2 separate regions of the Mus musculus genome follow, and region 1 is linked to region 2. A link is a loop called in an ENCODE intact Hi-C map of the cell type or tissue named here. Cell type or tissue: left cerebral cortex. All regions are shown on one strand. Region 1 has its middle 16 kb from the start of Gm35741. Region 2 overlaps Il1rl2 (interleukin 1 receptor-like 2).

Region 1 (5,000 bases), 220 kb before region 2:
GACAGGGCATCGCAAGCTGTGGTGGTTGCTGGTGGGGGAGCTGGGGCTTAAGGGTTCTGCACCCTTCATTAGTCTCTCCAGCTCCCTGGAGTCCACACCTGTAGATTTTGGCAGCTTCAGCAATGATTTTTAGAAAAGTCTGGTCCTGACTGTGACCAGAAAGAACTGCCAGCCACTCTTTAGATTCATCCTGTCTGCAGCTTGAATGTATTGCCTTCAAATGATGCTTCTGAAGTGCTAGAAGATTGGAGACAGGAATTCTAAGCAGCTTATATCTGTGTCAAAGATAAAGCATGATGAGCTAAGTAAATTAAAAGAAAAAAAAGGAGCTGTTATTTTTCTAGAAGACACACAGGATTATTTAAGGGAGCATTTTAGGTGGAAGAATAAAAGAAATAAGATTGTTCATGTGTTGACAATTTTTGTTACCAGTGACAGTTTCCCTGGGCTTCTGTATGCCATATAGTCTATTCTTGTATGTGCTTGAAAATTTCCAGATGGGAGAATAAAATACAAGGCAGAACCAAGCCAGATGTCTACTAGGCAAGAGATGTGTATGTGAAACTGCTGTACAGAACACGGTGGGCATACATAGTGGAAGAATAAAAAAAAAGTCATTGTAATAAATGGCATGGAACAGTATCATGAGTCTTAGAAGTATATAAATGAGTGAAGTCAGGAAGCATTTAGTCTTGGCATTTTGCCCTTCTAGGGAGAGTGGGAAAGATGACATTGGACAACAATGTTCCCCCTCTACTTTCTTTCTCTGTATACATGCATACACATGCACAGTCACATGTCTGAGATTAAGTATGATTTGGTCATGCATCTATTCCTAAATATAAATATGTGTATTTGTGAAGAATGATTGAATCAGGTATCAAGTCTGGGATATTGGTGGAAGAACAGGAAGGTGTCAGATCCACCAAGTCCTCATTTTCATGTTGGGTAGTGGACTTTTATTGCTTAGCCTATTATTAGATAAGCAAATTACAAACCAGGCCATCCATAGATGAATGAATAGTGTGTGTGGTGGACGGAGGATCACAACCCATACAGGTTCATGCGCTTGAGTCCAAATGAAATATACAGCAAGTTGATTTCTTTATGTGACTGACCCCCTCCATCTTAGGCTGGCTCTCTTAACCATTGGAAGGTGGACTTTTTCCATACTTCTCTATGAAGGTCAGATGTGCAGAGGCAGATCATGTGGGGACTTTACACTTCCACATGTTGCTGAAAGAAAAAGGACCAAGCCTTGTGCAAGAAGACGCCATCTTCCCAAGAAGCAACAGATGACAGCAGGTGTCAACAGTGTCACAACAGCAGGTGTCATCAGTGGTCACTGAAAGTGTCTGGTGCACTAAAAGGTAGACTTGATGCCTCGTAGATTTCAAATGCCCACGGGAATGCAGAGGGGCTCTTAAGTAGTAAAGGGAGAGAGTTATTGCAAGGGTCTCAAGGCAGGAGGGTTCCTTCTCAAGGGTACATCTCTGGCACTGGGCATGGTGCCTTGCCACACTGTAGACACTTACAGCATGTCTGCAGAATGGGCAAACTTCTTCCACCCCAAACTTGCACTGGCTTTTGCTCTTGCCCTGACTATCTGCCAGGCACAAATGCTCCCTGTGTTTCTGTGGTTGTTTTCTTGAATATGTGCTCTCCACCCCTGGACATCTGCCACCTTTGTCACCTCTTCAAGTCGACTTGTTACTGCTCCTGGGCTCCAAGAGAACACTGCCATCTGTTGTAGCCTCTGGGTGTTCAGGGACAAGCTGTTCAGCTGCCACCCTTGGTTGCAACCTCAGTCAGCTATGGTCATCCTCTGTAGCCCCCCCCCCCCGGAAGTTCTTTTTTTTCTGAAGTTCATGTTATCAACCAGACTCCACGCCAAGGTGGTGGTGGCATGGTTGCAAATGCCCAAGGTGGTGGTGGCATGACTGCCATCTCTTCCCACTTCTTCAGCAAAAGCAAAGCAAAACAGGTCTGCCGTGGAGGGATTTCTGGAACCCATTGCTCACTGGCTCTCGAGAAACTGCCCAGGTCATAGTTGTAGGGCAGGGTTACCAGGGTTACCAGGGTAAGGAGGGACAGAACCAGATCTAAGGACAGAGGGAGAGAAAGCTTGGGGTGAATGGAAGGAGTTAAGAAGAAAGAGAAAGCATCATGCATTTATGGTATGTAAGATTTTGTTTTACCCAATTTAATGCTCAAAGGAAGAAAGAAACTGCTAGGTAAATGCAGTTACCCACACTTTAGACATAAAGAAACTGTTACACATGGGGTCTCCCTCTCCCTCTCCCTCTCCCTCTCCCTCTCCCTCTCCCTCTCCCTCTCCCTCTCCCTCTCCCTCTCCCTCTCCCTCTCCCTCTCCCTCTCCCTCTCCCTCTCCCCCTCCTCCCTCCCCCTCCCCTCCCCCTCCCCCCTCCCCCTCCCTCCCCCCCCCCCCCGTGTCTGTACATTTCATCAGGGTGTCTTCCTGGACCTCTTTCCCACCTTATATTTTTGAGGCTGCACTCTCACTTAACCTGGAGCTCAGAACTCCAGGAGCTCAGTGCATTTCACCTGGGTTGTCTCAGCAATCAGTCCTGGAGAGATGCCTACTCTGTCCTGCAGCACTGAGGTCATATTCACCTGATACCACACCTGCCTTTTACGTAGGTGTTGGGGATCCAAACTCAGTTCCCTTTGCTTGCACAACAAGTATGTTACCCAGTGAACCATTTCAGCCGTGGCACATTCAATTCAAAAGTTACATCACATAATGCGGCTTAGAGGAGCAGCGACAACCACTTACTTAACTGCTAACAGTTGGCCCAGGTCAAGGTTACCAGTACAGGGGACAGAGTAATTGTTTTTAACTCTTGGGAGAGCTGGCTCCCAAGAAGAGGAAGTAGACTGAGACACAGGGATCTACTTTCCCTCAAACTCACCAACAGACAAGTGTGGAATCCCTCCCTGGAGCAGGAAGCATCATAGTGAACTAAGTGGTTTTATACTTCAGGTTCTCTAAGCTGGGTGGACTGCCTAACAAACCTATGATGTATCGAGCCAGATACCCTCACACCCGCAGGCATGGCGATGACCCATTTGTTAGGCAGTCAAGCGTGGCTATGACCTTTGCAGCCTGCTTCCCCAGGGAAATGCAGCTATGCCTTTGGGAACCATTCTGAGTCCATTGAGAAAGAATCAGGATTTCACCATCAGAAAGGTCTGAAATATTTAAAACAGTATGTGAACTAAATTAATATCAAAACCCTGCTACCCCGGAGGCTGACTATTTAACCTTGTATTTTTTTTATCTCAAACTATTGTTTTAAAATGTAGACATTATTAGCCAGGTATGGTTAGGCCACTAGATCAGCAGGCAGGTGCCATTGGAGAGGATCCAATGCTATCATCCAAAGGTAAGGACATGTGTAGTGTGAGAAGGCATGGGAGACAAGGGCTTGGTCAGGTGGCTAGGAAATCAGGGTGGAGGAGTGGGCATCAGATTTTGCGATGCTTCTCTGGGAGGAGCATAGCTGGAGGTGGGTTCAGGATCAGCACCTCAGAATAGCTTCAGTGATCCCTGGAGTCGGGGTTGGCTGGCCCTTGGTCGTGCAGGGGAGTGGATCCACAGTGGGAGATTTGAGACTATGCTCTTGGCTTAGTTGGTGTGCATTTGAATGGCTCATTTTCTGGGTAAGTAATTACCTGTGGGAGTTGACTGAACCTGGGAGAGGCAGACCTTCCAGGGTCAGCAAGCCTCCAGTATCAAGTCACTGGAAGCACACACTTAGCATTTCTCTGAGATGGTACATGAGAAGCAAGACTAGGAAATCAAATGGCCAAACGTAGCATTGGGGTGGGTGTTAGGGCTCTGTGGTGGAGCTTTGCCTAGCTTATGCAAGGCTCTGTGTCTTGTCCCCAGTGCTGAAAAAAGAAAGTCAACTAAACAAATAGGTCCCCAATATCAAACATCATTTACCAAGCCCAGTAGAGCAGACACAGTACAGTCTTACAAGCACAGGCAACAGAGGGCCGATGCTGTGTAGACATGTGGTCTTGGGTTTCTAGCTTGACCAATAGAGCTTGAGAGCCCATTCCACAGTTCCTTCTTGCTGAGTCTCATCCAGGAGCAGTGCAGTCTGAATCAATCATCTCCTGCTGGGAAGCCCGTGCTTCCAGATCTTAGACTCTGGAGTGGTCTCTCCCAGGCAGCCTTTGCTATACCGATAATAGGTGCTAATACAAGGCTGGGGCTGCACTGACTCTATCCCTACAAAATTTTAACTCAAGCTTTCCTGTCTCCCTGAGGCAGATTTTCAGAGGTGTATAGCCTAGGTCCTGGCTGAGTGTCAACACTGTTCACAGTAGAGATTGGGGGTTTTCTGGGAGAAGAGGGGAGGTAGATGACAAACCAACTCTGGCTTCTCCAGGCAACATGGGCTCCATAGAACTGCTGTTGAGAGACTTAGACTGGGCTATAGTTCAACATCCTCCTCGACCCCTGCTAATGCTTGTACAGCAAGTCTGAAAATTTGGTCTCTGTGGTCAGCCTAGATCCATGATCTGGGATTGAAGATCTCTTGGGCCCTTTCTTCTCAGCAGAGGTCAGTGATAGGACTGTGTTTATCACAACTATGGAAATTTCCACCTTGCTTCTTACCCCAGCACATAGGGCTTGGACTGTCTTCAATAGCACACAGCTAGGGCTAGACACCTATCTCTAGACTCAACCTTTTTGAATGGGTCCCCTTCTTGCCCCCTGACACCATGCTTTTTACCTGTGACTCCATAGTTTAGCTTTTGTTGGTGGCATAGGTCCCCATTTTGTTATCAGTAGGCAGTTACTATATGCCAGTCTTCTGTGGAACTTTCTAGACCTATGCACCTTCCTCAAGGAAATGGCTCTTTCCTAGCTGTATTCCAGCTGCATCATCACCCTGAGTAGGTCACCTCCACCACCTGTGTCCCATGAGAATGGCCCTTTCATTGTGTGCTCCTTGGCTTGCGTT
Region 2 (5,000 bases):
TTAAAATAATTGGCTGGTGCTGGGAGCCAAACCATAATTTTTGTGTGTGTATGTGTGTGTGTGTGTTTTGAGACAGGATTTCTCTGTTCTGCTTTTCTCCTGATTGGTGGTTGTTAAGAAGTGAAGTTTCAGGGGAAGGCTTGTAACCTGGAAACAGGTTTGTTGGGGAATAACCTGGAAACTGGTGCTAGAGAGTTCAACCTTAGGTAAGGTAGGTTCTCTAAGATGGAGTCTGAACCCAAGATCTGGTCTCTCATTACCTAGTCTCAAGGTGGCCAAGACTCTTTGCAGGCAAAGTACCAGGAAGCATTTTGCTTGGAAGAATTTTGAGGCAAAGTTCAGGCTCAGAGGGGCCAATGTTACCAGTTAACAAGTTAACACCCCACTAGAGCTGTCAGTGGTGCGACAGAGGAAAAGAGCACTTTAAAAAAAATATTATAAGTAGGCAGCTTTATTGCGAAGTTGCTCTCAGGTAGACAAGTTTACTGTCTTCAAGGACTGAGGCCAGGGAAGTCATGATGGGAGAGGAAAGTGGGAAACCTACTCTGAGAGAAAAGGAGAGAGAGAGAGAGAGAAGGAGAGAAAGACAGAGAGAGAGAGAGAGAGAGAGAGAGAGAGAGACAGAGAGACAGAGAGACAGAGACAGAGACAGAGACAGAGACAGAGAGATAGGGAGCAATTTATTTATTTTATATGTATGAGTACATTGCCACTATCTTCAGACACACCAGAAGAGTCCAGTGCCCAGTGTTACTGGCATTGTAAGAACAAGCCATGCCCAAAGTTGTAGGGTTTTTTGTTTGTTTGTTTGTTTGGTTGGTTGGTTGTTTGGTTGTTTTTTTTCCCCCACGGTGTCCCTGATGCTAAGATCTGCATCTTTGATTTGGGCCAGAAAGAAGCAAAAGTTGATGAATTCCCACTTTGTGGCTACATGGTGTCAGATGATTCTGAGCATCTCTCTTCTGAAGCACTGGAGGCTGCTCCTATTTGTGCCAACAGATACATGGTAAAGGGTTGTGGCAAGGATGTCTTTCATATCCGAGTAAGGCTCCTTCCTGTGCATATCATCTGCAACAACAAGATGTTGTCCTGCGCTGGGGCTGACAGGCTCCAGACAGGTCTAGGTGGTGCCGTTGGGAAGCCCCCCAGAGCACAGTGGCCAGGGTTCACGTTGGCCAGGTCATCATGTCTATCCACACCAAGCCTCAGAATAAGGAACATGTGACTGGGGAACATGTGTAAAGCCAAGCTCAAGTTCCCTGGCCTCCAGAAGATCCACCTCTCAAAGAAGTGGGGCTTCACTACGTTTAACGCAGATGAATCTGAAGACATGGTTGCATGGAAGTAGCTTATTCCCGATGGCTGTAGTGTCAAATATATCCCCAATCGTGGTCCCCTGGACAAAGAGAGAGCTCTGCATTTCTGAAGGCTTTCACAGTGCTGTCTTATACCCTACCAAAACTTGTTCAGTAATAAATCTCATATCCAGGCAACAACAGCAAGGGGAAGAAAAACCAAGCTAACACCTGCCAGTCATGGGGGAGGAGAAGGGACTCTTCACTCCTTTGTTTGGACCATACTTAGGAAACTCTTGGTGAACATATTCTTGGTTTCTCCGGGTGCTCGCTCCACAGCCTCACATGGTAGCTTTTCTGTGGTTGGTCAAGCACACCTTGTTTTGTTTGTCTTGAATTCTTAGAAACCTCACCCTCTTAAGTCTAAACTTTTGGTTTACTCATTGGTGACTTCTTCATTTGACTTCCTCAATTTTTTTGTTCCTGAAGTTATCTGCAGATTTGACTCTTAACCTGCTTCATCCTGAGCAGGATGACTAGAAGGTTGTCTGGATGGGCTATTTCTTTCTGTGAAAGTCTTTTTTTTTTCCCCTCTTCTGTGTCTTTTAATCATCATCTATCCTCTGCTTTCGAGTCTGAAGGCTCCTGATGATGGTTCCATGAAATCAGACTCACAAATGCCATTCTATTTATGTCTTTATTTGTAAGCATGTTTTGCTTGCACATATATACATGTACCATGTGAGTGCCCAATGCCCATGGAAATCAGAAGAGAGCATCAGATCTCTTGGAAATGGAGTTACAAGAAGTTATGGCTTGAACCCAGGTCCTTTGGAAGAACAGCCAGTACTCTTAACCTCTGAGCTATCTTTTGAACTCATTCAAATCCTATTCTTAATAAGGGTACCTGGTATACCAGCAGTGAGCTGTACATTTATTTCCACTTCAAAGTCTCTACTCATTTGAGCTTCTTCACTAATAAGACAATTCCACTGTCATCATCTTTGAGCACATTCACAGAGCCAAACATGTCCACACTACTCAGTGCAAGGAACAGTCAGACCACACTGCGGCTGCCAAGGGCTCTTTGAATCTCATTAAGTACTGTGGGCTTAGTCATGGAATCGTCATATCACACTTTATAATTTTAAGATCACTATCAGGGGCTTAGACTCTTCCAGATTAGATCCTCCCAAAGGGAGAGATGGTGTTGCTCACACAACTCTGATAAGAGCTGGCAAAAAGCAGAAGATAGACACAGGGGATTTGCCATCTCATAGTTGGAAGGCAGATGACGAAGGTTATAAAGATGGGAAAGGGGCGGATTGGGCAACAGCCTGCAGAACAGTGTCCACTGGCTACAGAGGGACTTGCTCAATGGATTGATTTGGGGTGGGGGCTGGCACCAAGTGTGTTTTCTGTCTCTGTACTCTATCAAGCTGTTATATCTAAAGACATGCTACAATATGCAGGAAGTCTTAGGCCTTCAGATGTTTACTGTATGTGTGGCCTGAGAAGGATTTGACAAGCTATTTCTTGAAGATTTTATAAACCAGAAACGTTTGTTCTGGGAGACTCAAACACTTCTCCCCCATCCCACCAGACCCACGAGCTCCTTTTCAGGGTGAACGGGCTGATGAAGGAAGTGGTTGATGCGGTGGGTTCCCTTTTTCTCTTCCCTCATTCTTGGGCACCCTCCTCTGGCAGCACCCTTTTGGGTTGTGGCAAGGTAGGGCGCTGCTTGGTTCCTCTTCTTGGCGTTCAAGAGTTCTTCTGGAAGCAACCGGGACCTCCCTTTTGGAGTAACTGATTCTTCCCCTAGCTGTCTGCTCCCTTGCCTGTCATCAGAACTGTACACTCTCTTAGCAGAGCAGGCATTGAGTACCATATCAGGAACTCTCAGACAGACACAGGCCCTGGCTTCAGGAGCCCTGGGAAGGGTCAGATGAGGACTGTCTCACCATCGACTTGCACAGCCCATGTCTGGGCAGAAGGCCAATGACTTTTATCAGTTTTAACAGGAGTCCCTCTGCTCAGCTCCGAGGGTCGTATGGTGGGATTGAAACCCAGATTCTTCAGGGGAAGCCATGGGGGACATTTCAGACACAGTCAGATTGTACCTCATGAAGGTACCTGGATCCACATGCTCTGAGACAGTTTCCTTGCAGCTGGAGTCCTTTTGTTCTGGCATGAATACCTAGGGCTCCCTGGCTTTTAAGGAGACCATTTCTTCCCAACCTTCTCAGTGGAAATTAAACTATCCAACTTGTATACTCACAAGGAAACTTAGAGATGTGTGTTCAAGCAGTAGCCTCACGTTTCCCACCTGGCTTTGACTAAGAGCCACGTGTAAGTGTGGAGGTAAAACTAACCTTCGGCCATTGACTTTTCCCTGTCGTTTGCAGTTCCAGACTTCAGGGCTTACCTCTTAGGAGGGCTTATGGCGTTCCTACTTCTGGTTGTATCTGTTCTGTTCATCTACAACAGCTTTAAGATCGACATCATGCTTTGGTACAGAAGCGCCTTCCACACTGCCCAGGCTCCAGATGGTAAGTATGTGTGGTGGTCTTTGGGAGCAAAGCCTCAAAATTGCTGTCTACCTACTCTTAAGTGTTCTTCTCCTATTGTTATATGTGGGTAATCCTTTCTCCTGGCTGGAGAATTTAGTGTTCAGTGTCTCAGGAGGACTTCATGTGCTTCAGAGAAATGATTTGTCTGTGATTATCAGCTTCCTTTGCCAATAAGCTGGAACACAGGTAGTGACCAGGAAATAGCCACTAGGCAGCAGCAGAGGCTAGTGGTGGGCCATCCTGCACTAGAAAGCAATGGGCCAGCTACTCTAGGAGGCAGTAGGCCAACCTGATTTAGGAGGCAATGGGCCAACCTGCTCTAGATGACAGTGGGCCAACCTGCTCTAGGAGGTAGTGAGCCATCCTGCTCTAGGAAGCAGTATGAGAAAGATCTTATTTTCTGGGTCTGTGAAGCAAAGAGATGTCTGCTGGAGCAGTTGTGCATATATTACCCCCTTCTCCCTCCAATTTAAAACTCAGCAGGTCATAGAGTGATGCTATCCTCTCTGTAAACCCTATACTTGGTACCTGAAGTAATTTATGTCTCTGGCTTCCAAAAAAGACCTGCCTGGATTTACTCAGAGCTCTCCACTGGGTGGCTGGGTGAGATATCTTCTTTCTCTCAGCTACAGAAGGAGGGTCATAAAGAGGGAGAGGAAGGCAGGGGGAGAGGGAGGGAATGAGGTACAGGAGGGACAAAGGAAAGGGAAGAAGCCCGCTTCTCTCAGTACTTAGCAGGAGCCTGAGGCAGGGGTCCTTTTTCACTGATCTGAAGGCCAAAGCTCTGCTCAGAGCCTTCACTGGTGTCTCTATCCTGCCGCCAATTTTTTTCTTTTCACACAGAAATGCCTTCCTGTGTTACAGAACCAAGATTTCTCTCCATTTAGGTTTTAATACAATCTGATTTAAACAAACAAACAAAAAAGTTTCAGAAGGAATTTGATCTAGTAAGGCCCTATGGAAAACAAAACAGACAAAACACCATTCAGTCTGCTTTGCTGTCCCTTATTTGCCTATAAAAACAATTAAAAAGACAAAAGAAATCCACACAGCTGGCGTGCACTGGGATGAGGAAATGCATGTCTTTTTAGGTCAAACATTTTTCTTGAACAGGAGCAAGGGAATGAGGCAACTC

What was found. Hi-C counts contacts between places; a loop is a spot of excess contacts. Peaks named below come from ENCODE experiments on the same cell type or tissue, not always from the same donor. Only the 100,000 strongest peaks of a DNase experiment are listed, where the experiment ranks them.
Region 1: a loop joins it to region 2, with 2.2 times the contacts of the local background. A loop is called at or near these places in 6 of 42 quality-filtered maps.

The regions. Positions count from the first base shown.
Region 1 is chr1:40,130,211-40,135,210 of GRCm38, forward strand. No RefSeq gene overlaps it. Among named protein-coding and RNA genes, the nearest start is that of Gm35741, 16 kb to the right of the region's middle. In left cerebral cortex, no CTCF peak of the experiment used is centred here; no DNase peak of the experiment used is centred here.
Region 2 is chr1:40,353,119-40,358,118 of GRCm38, forward strand. Il1rl2 (interleukin 1 receptor-like 2) reads left to right here. Exons shown (of 11, transcript NM_001356478.1): 9 at 3,701-3,844. It also overlaps the pseudogene Gm17970. Among named protein-coding and RNA genes, the nearest start is that of Il1rl2, 31 kb to the left of the region's middle. In left cerebral cortex, no CTCF peak of the experiment used is centred here; DNase peaks (open chromatin) are centred at 2,498 and 2,962.